2 separate regions of the Homo sapiens genome follow, and region 2 is linked to region 1. A link is a contact called in ENCODE Hi-C or POLR2A ChIA-PET data. All regions are on one chromosome and are shown on one strand. Each heading gives the region's core, a stretch centred on a gene start or an enhancer-like site at or near the end of the contact. The rest is flanking DNA. Distances are from core to core; before and after follow the strand shown.

What was found. A loop is a pair of places that touch in the nucleus more often than their neighbours do. ChIA-PET counts read pairs that join two places held with the same protein, here RNA polymerase II (POLR2A). Pooled maps may share reads with other maps.
Region 2: a map with no recorded cell type shows a loop between it and region 1 (4-fold over the local background). The contact joins two enhancer-like sites. A Hi-C loop is called at or near these places in 3 of 168 maps with a recorded cell type or tissue (endothelial cell of hepatic sinusoid, heart left ventricle and mesothelial cell of epicardium), 2 of 37 single-sample maps with no recorded cell type and 4 of 50 pooled maps. POLR2A ChIA-PET finds 5 or more read pairs at or near these places in 4 of 52 experiments (A673, B cell, BJ and 1 more).

Annotation. Positions count from the first base shown.
Region 1 is chr17:57,283,440-57,288,836 of GRCh38, reverse strand. All of the region lies in intron 5 of MSI2 (musashi RNA binding protein 2), which reads right to left. Among named protein-coding and RNA genes, the nearest start is that of MSI2, 30 kb to the right of the region's middle. RefSeq lists a silencer at 28-203 and an enhancer at 3,730-3,999. Within about 2 kb of position 3,421, at least 10 of the 41 ENCODE cell types and tissues checked have a DNase peak (open chromatin) inside an H3K27ac peak, as active enhancers do.
Region 2 is chr17:57,336,204-57,341,600 of GRCh38, reverse strand. All of the region lies in intron 5 of MSI2 (musashi RNA binding protein 2), which reads right to left. Among named protein-coding and RNA genes, the nearest start is that of MSI2, 82 kb to the right of the region's middle. RefSeq lists an enhancer at 2,817-2,966 and a silencer at 2,868-3,035. Within about 2 kb of position 2,885, at least 3 of the 41 ENCODE cell types and tissues checked have a DNase peak (open chromatin) inside an H3K27ac peak, as active enhancers do.

The DNA.
Region 1 (5,397 bases), core at 2,172-4,671:
CCAACCTCCACCCTTGCAACAAAGAATAATCTGGCTCAAAATGTCAACAGTGCCAAAGTTGTGGACCCCTGGCCTAGAGCACAGAAGGTAATCAAACGCTCACACTCCCAGCCTTCCCACAGCCTCCGTTCCCTGTAACACCACTCACTCCCAGCACCTCTCTAAATCAAGCAGGAATTAGAAACCAAACTGCACCATCTATCATCTAGACACTGGGATCCACCCTCAGCTGAGAGCCAAGGGTCTGTGCTGATTACAGCCAACCTCCCTCAGTCTCCGGTGCACGCTGCTCTCAGGCAGAGGCCAGAGAAAAGGATGATGACCCAGGAGAAGCTGGGACTCTGTGAGGCTAACTCTCAGTTTAGCAAACACCAGGAAGGTTAGGGGGAAGATTCTGTAGAGAAAGTCAGAAGGGTACAACTAACCTTTCAGGGCCTGGAAGGCTAAACAGCACACTCGGGCCTCTCGGTCCAAAGCAGTAAAATCAATGGTGTAGGGTTCGGTAACTGCACGACCTCCTCCCTGTCCCAGCGACAACAGCTGGGTCCAGGCTGGCTGCATAATCAACACTGACTAAGCACCTAACAGATGCCAGGAATTGTGCTACGTGCTCTACAGAAAGTTCTGTCTGTTCCCAGAGCTGCCACACAAGTCTTATTATCCCCATTTTACAGATGACACACATCAGGCTCAGAGAGGTTATGTCACTTGGCCAGGTCACATAGCCAGGATTCAATCCCAGAACTGTCTCCAAAGAACAGGCCTATCTACCATACCACATTGCCTCTCTTCTCCCAAACATCCCACCCCAGACAGAGGGATGGAGGAATAAAGGAGGAGGAGGAGGCTCAGAATCCTCCTGGAGCTCCTCCTGCTCCTCCTGGTGCCGCCCTGGCCTGCTCTCCCACACTCCCCACTACTGCTGTCTCCAGGGGCTCATCTGACCACATCTGTTTCGTCTATAGGGTCTCTCTGGGAAGATGGCCCAGTGCATTCCTTGCACTCCTTACGCACAATGGCATTGCCAGCACAGGACTCTGATTTCATTCATAACCGGCCGAAACAGACATCCTGCTCCGCTCTAGGCAGGGGCTGCCATGGAATCCATTTGACTGCCAGGCCGGCCAGGTGTGCAGTTTGCGAAGGTTTCAACCAGGCAGGGAAAGGGCTTTCCAATGCCCCACGTAGGAGCCGAAAGGCAGAGAAGCACCACAGGCCTCTTCCCTGGGCTAAAGTCCCAGTACCCAAAGCAAACCAGAGGACCAAACACCTAACACAAACCAACAACCACAGGAAAGCAGCAGCGGCCAACCAAGCCCAGGAGAGTCAACATGCAAGACTCCGCGACTGAGCAACAAGTTAGGATGGTAAGCCCCGGCAGTCCTCCACCCGCAGACAGCCCCTCACACACACTATTCTGTCCCCCACAGGACCCCTTCCTTGAGGCTGGCCGAGAGGGACCCATGGAAGGGGTGCTAGGCCAGCAAATTATATGGCACCCAAACTCAGGCCCAGCAGGGCTTCCAAGACACACAGGACAGCCTCGCCAGGCTGGGTGTTCACTGAGGGAAGCAGTTTCACACTTCCTTTCCTTGGGCCTGCACTAATTTCCCACACTCACATTGCAAGGAGGCATTCTTGGGCTCACGGGGCCCTCAGAAAGGGTCCTATTATAAAGGTTCAGCAAATTAAAAAAAAAAAAAAACAACTTTTTGAGACCACTTATTTGTAGGGTACTATAGAGATGATAAATATGGAGCAAAAGGGGCTGCTTTTTTTCTTTCTTTTTAAATTTCCAATGAAGAAATGTGGCTTCAAAACTCTCTGCGGCGCGAGCCAGTTGCCTCCAGGCCAGCCTCTCCCTAGGCCTTGCTTTGTTTCTGGGCATCACACTCTGACCTGCAGGACCCGCACTTGGCAATCAGCTTAAACCTACCTCGGCATTTTAATGAGCCAGACTGCCATCTCCTCCCACACTGCCCGCTCTCTCCTGGAAGAACACACCTTTCCTAATTCTGTTTGTTCACCAGAAAAATAAATAAATAATAATAAGCGGGGGAGGGGGTGTGGGTTTACTGGAAGGTCATTTTGCCTTAGGAAAGGAACAAATTAAGTCGAGGCTCACAGTGAGCCGGGAAATACATTCTCCATCAGACAAGCGACCTTGGGGCCTTCGGTTTTAGGCGGGAAAGGTCACTGGTAAGGCAGCCCCTTGTTTATGGAGCCCGGATACCAATGACGTGGTCACCTCCGAGAAGCACAATTACCAACAGGGGCACGCCAAACTCTTTTATTGGTTACCTCTTAAACACTCCAGAAATCTGTCCAAGTCCTTGCAGAATAGCAGAAAACAAAAGTGCTCTCAGCAGGAGGGGGAAGCCAGGACTCGATGATGAGCAATTAGTGAATCAATGACTCTCAGAGACACTGATTTAGACCAGCAGTTCTTATTAGCGACCGTCGAGGAAAATGCAGGGACACACAAAGCTTCCAGGAGAGACTAAAGCTTTAAAAACATTTTTTTAAAAATCACCACAAACTGCCTTCAGAGCTTCCCCCTAAAACACTTAAAATGTGTGCTCAGTCTGAGGAAAAAAAAAAAAAGACTATTTGTTGTTTCCTTAATGTCAAAAAAACAAGTGAAACTACAACCACTAGTTCTGTCGCCCCACATGAAAATTATTCTCTCAAAATCCCAAAAATGAGATAAGGAATTAGGTATTAGACAAAAGAAAGAAAGAAAAAATAAAGAAGAAAGAAGGAAGGGAGGGAAAGACAGAAAGAGGCTGGCTAGCTAATATGAACAGCATGAACTTTTTCTTACCCTCATCAGATTGCAGGAATATAAAACAGATTGGTCTCCACTCCCACTCCATCCATGTTGAATAAAAAGATACTGATTCACGTGATAAGACGTATTCTTTAGTACTTTCTTAATATAACCCCTCATCATCTAAACACCTGTTCGGAAAATCAGAACTACACAACAGAAAGTGAGTGGTAGGAGGCTTGGCTAACTGACGGGCAAGGAGAAAAGAAAACATTTCTAAAAATATAATGATGCTTGCTAAGAAAATAGAGTTCCATGTACACAGAAATTCTCAGGAATACCTACTTGGGGAGACGTTCCTGTAACTGTTTTTAAACATTCAGTTCCATCCCACAGAATTCAAAACACCTACTAAGAACACAGAAGCTTCCCAGGCATGACTGTGGGGGCCGGAACCTTCCACAAACTTTATTTGAAGGCTGCTAATAACATGCAGCTGGGCATACTTTCCCCACACCCCAGCCTCTCCTGAAAAGTGCGCCCTCCCACCACCACCTTCCTTTCTTTCTGATTTTGTGAATACCAGCGAACGCTGAGACAATGCGGTTCACCGTGAAAATGGAAAACCGCAAGTTGGCCTCCTCAGCAGCAGCCAGCCCCCAGCCAAGGGCCCTCTGCAAACTTCCCCTTTATTTGTTCCTTGGTTTGGTTTCTGCTGGGTTGCTAATCTATTTGCTCTAAGCTATTGGAAGAAGTCGGCAAAAGAAAACAAAAAGGCTTTCTTCCTAGCAGGGGAAAAATGGGTAACCTTGAACCCAAAGAACCCTCCCTCCCCTGAAACTCCGGCTACTCTGAAAGTTTGTTGCTATCTAACCTTGAAAACAGTATGTGCCTCAGGGTCCCCTCCGCACTGGGCTCTAACAAGGATGTTGACGGTTCCTTATCTAAGGGGAAGGATGCAAACAATTTTTTTTAAGGTGAAAAGAAGAAACTTCTAAGAAACCGACGCCAATCTATGCACAGAAAAACCTCCCCTATCCTCCTACAAGTCTTCCAGAAAGGGGAGGGGTTGAAGAAAGAGAAAATCCAAAAACTGATCACTGCTAAGCTCCATAGTTTCAATAAATTGTTACCAATGTTGTCTTCGAAGGCAAAAAAAAAAAAAAGGTCATTTTAATTCTGGTTGAGGAGGGCATAGGGTAAACCCCTGGCCAACTTGAGCTTCTCCCATCCCCAGCAGATGAGGCTGAGGTTGATCCAGAGGTGACCTGTGCCAACAAGCCCTCCCCCAATGGGGGCAGATGACGCCATGAAGCCCCATGCTTCTCATCTCCATGGTGACCCCAAAAAACAAAATCAACTCTACACTAGGAGACACAAGAGTCCCATCAACTTAGAAACTTTCTTCTTCTCAGTAATAGTCTCCTACAACATTTTAATGAAATACTTTTTTAAAAATTGGGGTCAGAGTGTTTTACGTGGGATTACAGTCAAACCACATCTTCCCATCTCTTCGTACTTATTCACTTAAAAATATATATATGCTGCAGATTTCAAAGTGGGCTGTGACTGCACAGCTGTAGGGAATGAGCTTGTCAAGAGAAAAAACACACAGGCACACCTCTAAAACACATACATAAAGCACACAGATTTATTTTTTGTTTGGAGTGAGAGACACATCAGTTCGAGTTCTAGGCCAGCAGCTGTACTACAAACGTTTCGGGGTGGCGGGTGCGGGGTGGATGGCAGGGGCAGGGGGAACACAGGAGTGAGCCTCAAGGACAGCTGAAATGAGGGCCACCTTCGAAACCCTGCAGCCAGGCGTCACCAGGACTACCATGACCGGGTGGAGGGCCCAGCACAGCCAATCCAACTCTTTCATTAAAGAAGGGAAAAAATTCAACAGGGATGAAAAGAAACCAATACTTGGGCAATGCTCAACTCAGCGGGCCCCTTTTGAGAATTAAAAAGGAAAATAAATCTGGGGCTGTGTCGATCCAGAAAATCAGAGCAATGGGCTTCCCTGTTGAGAGGAGGCCACTTGATTCGCCTGAAGTTGACTATTTGTGTTGGCACTAGATCCCCTTAAAGATTGTTTACAAATACAGAGCAATCAATATTTCCTAACCCAAGGGTCTCCGGGATAGAAACATGGACCTGCTGGGCACAACGTGAGTGCTTCCCATGCGTCCCCACGCACCTGCCACCCTCTGCTCCAAGCCTGGGACACACATTCCCCTGGACCCGGCAGGCCCCACCTGAACCACGCTTCCGGGAGTGCGCGTGCGCGTGTGGTCTTCTGCCTCCTTTAACCTCCTTCACTGGGCTGTTCATCCCAGACTAAGCACCAACTTGGCTGACTCTGGAGCCTAATTTTCTCCTCCCATGCTTTCCTAGGGCCTAAATCGAGTTTTTTTGTTTGTTTGTTTTTTGTTGTGTGTTATCATTTCAGTATTGTTTCTAGTTGGGGGATTTGGAAGAGGCTGTTTCTTTCCTCATCCTCTCTCTTCCTTTCTTTCCTTTATATCTAAACACATTTTCACATGCTCTTTAAGTGGCTTCAGGTTTGGCATCCATCTCAAACACATCTATAATGGATCAGGAGCCCAAAATCTGTTTCCGATTAT
Region 2 (5,397 bases), core at 1,636-4,135, 53 kb before region 1:
TGTTCTCAGCACAATGTACCAGGGAGTGAAAGAGGAGGGCTCACCTTGGCAGAGGGGCCAACAGACTGACAATAGGAACCTGGTCGTACACAGGACATCCTGGCCTTAGATGGTACAGGGTCCCCAGCCAGGCGGCAGTGTGAGGACCAACCCAGGATGTACCCAACTCCAGTTCTCACTCAGGCACTGTTTGGTTTTTCCCCACTTTAGTTACACTTAACTCACTTCCATCTTCTAAATACGTGATTACCTTTCTTTTAAATGCAGGTGGGTAGGTAGAAGGGCACATCCCAGTTCTTCTCAGACCTCCTTCTGCACACACACCACTGCGAGCTGGATAAGATGCAGATTATTTCCGACACGTTCCTAGGTGATGCTGGGGCCACACTGAGCTGCCAGCATCCTTCCCAGCTCTGTCCTGACTTGACCTCCTTCCCTGGCCCACCCCAGCCCTGGTTCTGACTGGGGAGCCCCTCTCTACTCTCATATCATCCATGTTCTAAAAGAAGAGGGCTAGGGAAAGGTGCAGCAGCTCTCTCACACCAGCCCTGGGGCAGCATCTGAATTTGTCTACATGGACCTGCACTTGAGCACACCCCAGGACAGAATGGATACCGGGGGAGCAATGCAGATCCCAGGTCGGAGGTGAACCTGTATTCCTGCTGAGGCTCCCTGCAGGTGCAACTGCCAGGGCTTCAAGCCAAGGAGGAGCAGCCAAGATGCAAACAGTGACCAGGGACTGGGCTTCCCTGCTGCTGGGCTCAGATGCGCTGATAAGAATGTCTGGCACGCTGGAAATCGGCAGAGAGTGTACCTGCGTGGTCCCCATGGCCCAATCCCATGTCTACCCCAGAGTCAGAAGGTCAAGTACCCAATCTCTATCCCAATCAAGACTCAAGTGTCTACCTGACAACACTTCCCAGTGTCACACCACCCTCCCATCCCCCAGAACCACAGGCCATTGCTGGGGAGGCTTCTGCGGTAAAATGACTCAGCCACAATGATGGGGATCCTCTACATTTTCCCTTCCTTGTCCTGCCCTCTTTACAATCAAGGTTGCCAGGCAGAACATCAATGCCCCTCTATTTCTCATGCCCCACCCTTTGTTCCAGGGCAACAAAAGGAAGGAACTAATATTTGTTAGTGCCAGAGCTTGATCCATTATATTTCATCTCATTTCAGCCTCCAAAGAGCCCTGCAGTGTTGACACTGTACCTCCATTCTGCAGATGCAGAAGTGGAGGCTCTGGGAAATGAACCTTTGGCTGTACTGGCAAAAGGGTTAAGTACAGCACAAGGGTTAAGGCAGTGCAGTGTAGTGGCTGGGAGGAGGTGCGTCTGGAGGCCGACTCCTTGGGTTTGCACAATGGCCCATCACTTACTAGCTCCATGGATCTGAGCCTCTTTGAAGCCTAGTAAGGTAAGAATAATACCTTTCTCAGAGGGCTACTGTGAGGACTAAATGAGACATCATGGAGTTAAGGTAAGCCAACCTAGGGCAAATGGTCAAGAAATGTTAGTCAGTATCACTCAAGGTCAACAAGCTAGGAAGGGCTGGAACCCACACTTGAGCCCAGGTGGGCTGAATTCCAACACCTCTGCTGCCCAGTTTTGGGCAGGCTCACAACTTTATAGCAGTCAGTTCCATTCCCGGTCACTGATGAGCTTCTGAGGGACCGCCACACTGGAGGCCAGGGACCTTGGGGAATCCATCTCAGCTGGGAAAATGGTTTTCCAGGAGGCCATGGCCCAGAATACACCCTAAGCACAGACCATGGGAAGCTGGAAAAGTTTCTGGGAGTCAGGAGACCCAAAGGTCCTCAACTGGTGATGGAGACTCACGGGTGGAGACACAGAAGCAGCCCTACCAATGACTGATCACAGGAAGGCAACAGTTCACCCACTGCAAACGTGCATGAGCATCTTTCCTTGGAGAGAAAATGTCCCAAAGAATGAAAAATGGATATACTGTCATCATGGCAGGGTGTGAAACGAAAGGCTGAGAAGTTAGAAACACCAGGAGCATGGCAAACGGGACTCAACCCCTTGCACACAGACCATCATCCACGACAGCAGGGCAAGTCCGTGCCACAGGGAGGGGGCCCGAGGGAGGGAGGAGCAGCCCAAACCAACGCTGCCAGTTCTTCAACCAGAAGAGAAAGCATCACGCAAGTGGAGGCAGGAGCTGAAGGATGGTCAGTGCAGATCAAACAGAAGACAATGGAAATGGCTTTGACTTTCTTAAGCGTGCATGCAAGAATGAAACACTTGGAAACCGAGTTGGCTTTTAAGACAATCCTGAATCAATCCGTGAGACGATGATCTAAATATGCCGACCCCCTGGAGGCTGCCCAAACGCGAAGCCACCACTCACCCTCTGCTCAGTGAAACCGGGTGGTGCCTCGCGGGCTGCTTGCCTTTCCCAGGAGCTCCTGTGTGATGGACAGTTCTAAGGAATACCCTATAATCTGCATTTATGCCATTTGTCTCTTTGATACAAAAAATACAGATATTTGCGTCATTTATTTTAACGTCCGTGATTTTCTTTTGAAAGCCACAAAGAGAAAGAAAAGTCTGATCCCCTCTCCCCCACCACTTCTTTAGATGCCTGAAAACTTAAGCCTGGCACCCCTGACAAGCCAAATTGATCTGGAAAGCCTCTTCAGAGAGGCCAGTTGCATTAAAAGAACAAATAAAGGACTCTCCTTGCAAAGGAGACAAGGAAGACAAAGGGGAACTCAGGGGTGGGGCCCTTCCCCATCTCGGCAGCCCCTGTAGGTGAAGACAGGGAGGCAGGGCAGTCCCTGCGTGAGCTGCTCATGCCACATTATCTGCTTTGTGGTAGAACTCAAACCACAGCCTTGAATAAAAAGCCATAGCAGGGACCAAAATGAGGAAGAGAGGTTTTCAGCACCAACAAGATGGAGAGGCTGACAGGCAGGCACAGCTCCCCGGGTCAGTGAATTAACACCAGCCCGCTCCTCCAGGCAGAGACCCGGCTACGAGTTATGCAGCCTTCAGGGTCCCCAAGCAACTGGGATGCAACAAGTCTGCGTGGGGCCTGCCAAGCTCCTTATTCTTTATTTATGGTCTCATGGACAGAGACCGCAGAGATTATGGTCTCAGGCAGAGACTGCAGTGAGCCTAGATCGTGCCATTGCACGCCAGCCTTGGGCGACAGAGCAAGACTGTCTCAAAAAATAAAATAAAACAGGCCAGTGCAGTGGTTCATGCCTGTAATCCCAGCACTTCGGGGGGCCAAGGTGGGTGGGTTATTTGAGGTCAGGAGTTCGGGACCAGCCTGGCCAACATGGTGAAACCCCATCTCTACTAAAAATACAGAAATTTAGCTGGGCATAGTGGCGCACACCTGTAATCCCAGCTACTCAGGAGGCTGAGGAGGAGGATTTCCTAAACCCAGGAGGTGGAGGTTGTAGTGAGCCGAGATCACGCCACTGCATTCCAACCTGGGCGACAGAGAGAGACTCTGTCTCAAAAATAAATAAAAAACAAAATAAAACCCATACAAATCTCGTCCTTGGCGGTAAGGTATATTTAAAACGTATCTGTATTTTACATTGAGATGAGAGAACGTTACACACCAATTAAAAATCATGTTTTTACAACCATCTAGTAACACGTGAAAATTATTACTAAGTACTAGTAAATGCAAAAGCACATACACATGCACACAACACAGCGTGATTCTAATTCTGGGTTCTTTTCCAATTCTGTTTTTAAATACGTATGCACACAAAAATGATAATATACCAAAACATTCATTTATTTGCACTTTTCTATATGTTTTGAATCTTCTGTAAGGAGCATGCATTCATTTTCTAATTAAAAAATAAATATGAACAACCTTTCCTTCTGAAAAGCAAGCAGCCGCTGTTTTGGCTTGGCAAAAGACCAATTCATGATGTGAAGAAGGAGCCCCCAGCCCGAGTCACCGTCCAGCTAAGGACTCGACCGTGGTGCCAAGAGCAGCGCTTGTTGCCAAGGTGGTAAACACGACAGGGACAGCCGCCAGGGATTCTCACTGCCCCTGAGACCCAGGCTAGCCAGCGACACAGAGACAACAGCCTTCCCAGAGGAGAGAGCCCAGCCTCTGAGACACCCAGCCGTGAAGGCTAGAGGCCGAGAAAGTGGAGAGAAAATGAGTCTCAGAGACAATCAGATGGTTTTAAAGCTGTGAGTATTCGCATGGACCACACCAATGCCATCAGACAGTGGAAGTAAAATGTAATGACCCCAAAGGGGTTCCTGGGGTCAATCCTAGATTGCAGCATTTGAGAAACATGGGCCACTCTGTGGGGCCGTGGAAAAGAAAACAAGGGTTTTCTTGTCAGGCTGATCAGGGTCAGGGCCCTAGTCTAATACTGGCTTCTGTAAGTTGGGAAGAAGGTAATCAACTTCCTTGAGCTTCAGTTTCCTCATCTGGAAACCTGGGTTAAAATCCCAAGCCTAGAAGAGAATTTTAAGAGCCAAAAGAAATGGTGGTGCCCAAGCTCTGGAGGAGACAATGACAACACTGTGCAGACACAGGTAGCCTCTGGAGGGCCCCACATGGAGAGTGGCCGAGACCTCCAGCAAACAACCCTGCAAGGGATCCCGGAAGGCGAAGCTCCTGCTTGGCCATGTCTTCAGATGACTGCAGCCCAGAACAGCTGCTTAACTTCAACCACATGAGAGACCCTGAGTGGAACCACCCAGCTAATAAGCCCACTCCAGATTCCTGACCCTCAGACACCGTGAGATGATAAACGTTTGCTATTTTAAGTTGCTAAATTCTGGGGTAATTTGTTACGCGGCAGTAGGCAAATAACACACATTTTAGTTCCTCGCACGCAAGAGCTCAATATATAATGCCTATAATATTTCTTTAATTACTGTATGTTATAACAACCATAAGATGCAACACCAATTAATAACACCTTTTTCAAGAATGAAATGCCATCATATTAAATATGTACATTATTTAAATGCATTCAGATTTCACAAGCATTATGAACAAGAAATAAGTCTCAGAATGAAGGAAAGGCAGGTTACCTGTATATATTTCCTGATTGAGTAATGCAGTTTTGGTTTAAAGACCATTGGTAACACAGGTGATTTAACTACTATTCAAGTCCTGTATTACCCCGAAAAAAGAAGCAGTAAAGTAGATGGAGTCATTCCTCCAACTCTTTCCCAAAGAAAACGAGTAAGAGAAGAAGAAAACTGGGAATGTGGAAAGGTTTCCAAACGCTGACTTTCACCTCCAAAGCTATTCCTCACAGTCTTCTCCCATCATAGGAAAAGGCTTTTATTTGCTCAGGCCAAAAGCCTTGGCCTTACTCTTAATAGTCCTTTCCCAGAACTTCCTACATCCCAGTCTTCAGCAGATCCCATAGCT